Linked DNA regions of Homo sapiens: region 2 is linked to region 1. Evidence: read pairs that join two places in POLR2A ChIA-PET (ENCODE). Cell type or tissue: A673. All regions are shown on one strand.

The links. ChIA-PET counts read pairs that join two places held together with the same protein. Peaks named below come from ENCODE experiments on the same cell type or tissue, not always from the same donor. Only the 100,000 strongest peaks of a DNase experiment are listed, where the experiment ranks them.
Region 2: POLR2A ChIA-PET joins it to region 1 with 5 read pairs; 3 of 35 experiments call an interaction of 5 or more read pairs at or near these places.

The regions. Positions count from the first base shown.
Region 1 is chr16:8,611,368-8,613,867 of GRCh38, reverse strand. No RefSeq gene overlaps it. Among named protein-coding and RNA genes, the nearest start is that of METTL22, 9.1 kb to the left of the region's middle. In A673, no CTCF peak of the experiment used is centred here; a DNase peak (open chromatin) is centred at 1,496.
Region 2 is chr16:8,928,376-8,930,875 of GRCh38, reverse strand. USP7 (ubiquitin specific peptidase 7) reads left to right here. Exons shown (of 31, transcript NM_003470.3): 2 at 479-583. Among named protein-coding and RNA genes, the nearest start is that of USP7-AS1, 33 kb to the left of the region's middle. RefSeq lists an enhancer at 2,014-2,073. In A673, no CTCF peak of the experiment used is centred here; DNase peaks (open chromatin) are centred at 1,315 and 2,305.

The DNA of each region.
Region 1 (2,500 bases):
TGCTAATAGGTGTATAGTGATATCCCATTGTTGTCTATAATTTGTAATTCCCTAACGACATTCTTTAATTTTTTTTTTTTTTTTGAAACAGGGTCTTGTGCTGTCACTCAGGCTGGAGTGCAGTGGTGCAATCACAGCTCACTGCAGCCTCAAACTCCAGGACTCAAGCAATCCTCTCACCTCTTTCTCCCAAATAGGTGGGACTACAGGTGCATGCCATCATGCCTGGCTAATTTTTTAAATTTTATTTTCAGTACAGTCAAGATCTCGCTATGTTGTCCAGGCTGGTCTCAAGCTCCTGGGTTCAAGTGACCCTCCCACATTGGCCTCCCAAAGTGCTGGGATTACAGGTGTGAGCCTCCATGCCTGGCCCCAAATGACAGTCTTAAAACATTTTTGTTGTGATATATAGCATTCATATAACACATCTATGCAACATATACAGTATATAAAGTATAACAAATAGTTATAAAGGAAACACCCATGTAATTACCAACAAGTTCAAGTTATAGATATTGCCAGAACCCCAGAAACTTCTGTTTATTTCCCCTTCACTCCCTTAGAAATACTCACCATCCTTTCTTCCGTGGTTCTCAGTAGTTTGCTTGTTTTTATAGTTTTACTGCCTAAGCATGCACCCTCACAATATAGTTTAGCTTTGCTTGCTTTGAACCTTAAATAGAATCACACTGTGTTGTATTCTTTTGTGTTTGATTTCTTGTTTACTCAATATTATAAGATGAATTGGGTGGACGTGGTGGCTCATACCTATAATCCCAGCACTTTGGGAGGCCGAGGCGAGCAGACCATGAGGTCAGGAGATCGAGACCATCCTGGCCAACATGGTGAAACCCTGTCTATACTAAAAATACAAAAATGAGCTGGGTGTGATGGTGCACGCCTGTAATCCCAGCTATCGGGAGGCTGAGGCAGGAGAATCGCTTGAACCTGGAAGGCGGAGGTTGCAGTGAGCCGAGATCATGCCACTGCACTCCAGCCTAGGTGACAGAGAGAGATTCCATCTCAAAAAAAAAAAATATATATATATATGATGATGTATATATATATGATGATGTATATATACACACACACATATATATACACATATATGATGATGTGTATATATATACACATATATATACATATATGATGATGTATATATATACACATATATATATGATGAAGTGTATATATATACACACACACATATATATATGATGAATCTATGCTTGGTCCCATATGGTTTGTTCATTTCATAGCAGTATATTTCAAGGAATGAATGTAATACGATGATTTATTCAAACCACTGAGATGGACATTGGGTTGATTCCATTTTAGCTATTTCATCTCTGTTCCTGCCACAGTATTAGGCTGGGTTGACCCCACATGGAGCAAAAATGCCACAGTTAATTTGCTCCAGCAAGTTCCACCCCTCTTTCAGGGGTATAGTAGCACACAGTGCAAGTAACATTCTAAACTCTATCCAGTCCTATCTGGGTGGAAATGACTCATATAATTATAAAACACTGAGGCATCTCAGATTATCCCACTAGGTCTCTTCTTTACTGAGAATGTCCAAACTAGCTCCAGAGAACATTTTGTGCTGAGTGTTAGTTCCTATTTCTTAGTGGCATCTTGAAATCTCCAGTGCAGGTGTGCAGGCATGGTCTTGACATTTAGTGACATGGGGCCATGATAGATGACTGTGAATCCATGATCATGAAGGGGTGGGTGACTGTGGTTCTGCTCATAGACAGGCTTTCTTGTTTGTTTCTGAGACTCCTCTGGGTGTCATAGCTGCATTGAGTAAAAACCTCCAAGAACATGTTGTGGTTTGAAATGCTGGACTTGCTGGATAGGGACTAGGCTGGAGGGTGAAGGGAAGAATGGAATCAGGTCAGGAGAGACCTTAGCCAGTTTAAGGGAGGCTGGGGTTGAGAATCTGGCCTCTGCATTTGAGCAGACCTGGATTCAACCCCATCTGTGAGACCTTGGGCAACCTCTCTGAGGGTCAGTTTCCTCATGAGTGAAATGGGACAGGCTTAGTCAATGCCTCCCTATCTGAAATGCCTTCCCTATCAGCACCATCCCCTGAGAACAAGAGTGGGGCTGCTGTTAGAGATTTAGAACACAGACTGCCCTTTTCATTGTGTTCCTGGCCTTTGTGATTTTTCCCTCCCCCCTCGCATTTTTCTCTTTTTCAGCTGATGATACACCACAAGCCTTCAGATCTAACAGATATGCTTTGATAAGATGGCTCACCATTAGTTCCTTTCATCTTGGGAACACTACGCAAACCAAATCTAATCAATACAGGACATTGAGGGCTCATGGAGGGTCCACATCTTCCAGAGCACTGCCTGGGGATGAGATTGCATCACCTGAGTGCTCACACCCGGCTAGATGTATCTGCCCCATACCCACCCAGTGATGCAGAACACAGTGTCCAAGGCCTGGACTCCCGCTGCATCCTTACATGCACCATCTCTAATTATCCTGG
Region 2 (2,500 bases), 320 kb before region 1:
TTCCTCAGCCTGCCAAATAGTTGGGATTGCGGGCATGCGCCACCACACCCAGCTAATTTTTGCATTTCTAGTAGAGACGGGGTTTCACCATGTTGGCCAGCCTGGTCTCGAACTCCTGGCCTCAGGTGATCTGTCCGCCTTGGCCTCTCAAAATGCTAGGATTACAGGCATGAGCCACCATGTCTGGCCTACATAAGAGATTTTATATAAAAAGTTTTGTGCAGAATATCATTGCAAATAAAGCAAATTATAGTGTGGTATAGCATGTTTTCAAATTCCATTTAGTGTTTCGAAACAGCGAAAGTTTGTATGTAGTAAACATTAGTATAAATATTTTTTGGATTAGAATGAATCTTTATTGTGGTACAATTGGAATTTATTAATGATTAGGCAACATCAAAAGTATAAGTTTATATTTTGCTTATTCTATTAAAGCCATGAATGTAAAACCCGTGGAATTTCTTTTTCTTCTTTAAAGCGGGAGATACAGATGACCCACCAAGAATTACTCAGAACCCTGTGATCAATGGGAATGTGGCCCTGAGTGATGGACACAACACCGCGGAGGAGGACATGGAGGATGGTAAGTGCCTGTGGTTCACCGCCTCGCAGTGGGCGGAAACTTGTCAGAAAACAGGTTCAGATCCATGCTTGGTACTTCTTGGGTACATCCTTGGGTACTTCTGAGCGTAGCTAGTTTTCAGGAGGCTGTAACTGAGGAAAATCCTGTTTGGGTTTTGAGTTTCAAGATTGCCTACACCATTGCCAGGTAAGTAGAGTCTCCCTAGCCTAGGCAAGGAGGTGTAATGTAGGTTTAAATTTAATAGGTGGGTATTTACTCCTGCCTGCAGGTCTCCAGCCACTGCTAGTATTGGGAACAACAAGCATGTCTTACTCTCCTTCTTGTTTGTTTGCAGCAAGATACGTGCAGACATTGGAACTTGGCTTTCCATTGCATTCTCATTGCAGGGTGTATATCAGTTGATGATAGCTATGAATCCCTCCCCGCTCCTGTTAGGGATGAAATCAGATTCAAGCTTTGGCCTTCATTCTCCCTCACTGAGTTTTGGTCTATAGCTTCTCTGTGAGAAAGCATACTCATATGTATGTGCATGGACATTTTTTGTGTAGGAAATCAGTTTTTTTCTTCCGAGACCATTCCTTCTTTAAATTTATCAAATTAGTGACCTCAATATTTGCACAGTCACACTTGTGAGTAGGGAGCAGCCAGTAATTGCAGTATGCAGCCCCTGGAGTCTTGAGTGTAATATGAAACCATGTTCTGTCAAAAAGCATGTCCATCAATCCTCATGAGGGTTGTGTCCTTCCCAGGGGAGTAACGGGGCAGTTGAAAGAAACCATCAGTCACGGGCTGCACCACCAGAAGGACTGCTGTTCAGACCTCCTGCCAAAAGTTCAGCCTCCATGAGAAACTGCAGCCGTAGTTGAGAGTTCTCTCACAGTGCGGTTTACCCCTGGCAGCTGGCTGAGGCAATATCTGAGGAAGGTAAAGAGGCGTGGTCTAAACCCGCTGCTTTGTTACCTGTGGAGTGCGCTTTCCACCGTAGACGAGGGCAATGGTGTGGGTGTGGTCTCGCTGGTTGTTGGGCTTTTGGAGGTTTTACTTTAGACATCTGAGATGCCGAAAGCGGTTGAGTGAGTGCATTTGGGAAGGCATGGCCAGCTCTGAGGCGCTAGGTGTGCGTTTGGGATCAATTCTAGCCACTTGTGTAGCAGTGACAGGCCCTGCCCTATCGGAACATTCCGGGTCTAGTTCCCACAGAGCAATCTGTTCCAACATTTCCCTACTGTTTTTTTCTTTTTTTTTTTAGGGGGGAGGTCTTGGGAGGAGACATAGATATAGGGCGGAGCTTCTTAGCTTCTCATGGCAACTTGGATAATTCTTGGTTGTGGGAGGCTGTCCTGTGCATTCCAGGATGCCCATGGCTGCTGCCCTCCACTTGCGGTCATGACATGTCTCTAGACATTGCCAGGTGTCTCCTGGGGAGAATGACTTATGAGGGGACAATATGGGTAAAGTCCCCTTCCTTTTGAGGTACATTTCACTAAATTAGTAGACAGTGGTGCCACGCCATAGGACCCGAAAGTGGAAATGCCCTTCTTGTGACCTCCTTGATGGAAAAAGCGTATAATCCGAGAAGGTTGAGTAATCTTCCGTAGCACCTTTCCTTGGTTTGGAACTGTGGTTGCCGTTGAAAGACCCAGCATGTAATATCTTTCTGATGGCAAAGTGCGTGGGAGGGAGGTGGTCCTGACTGTAGGAGAAGAACTTGTAGCTGAGGGCAGCGTTTTCCAGCTGCAGTACAAATTGCGCAATCCTCTTCTTCAGGGGATAAGTGTGTTGTGAAAAATGCACAGGATTCTAGGAAGTTGGATATGTGCTGGGCTAAACAAGCTTTATTTACTGTCGTATGTCTCAGGGTTGTCATATCAGAAGCAGCATAAATTGCTTATCCAAAATAAGTTTTTGTTAATGATT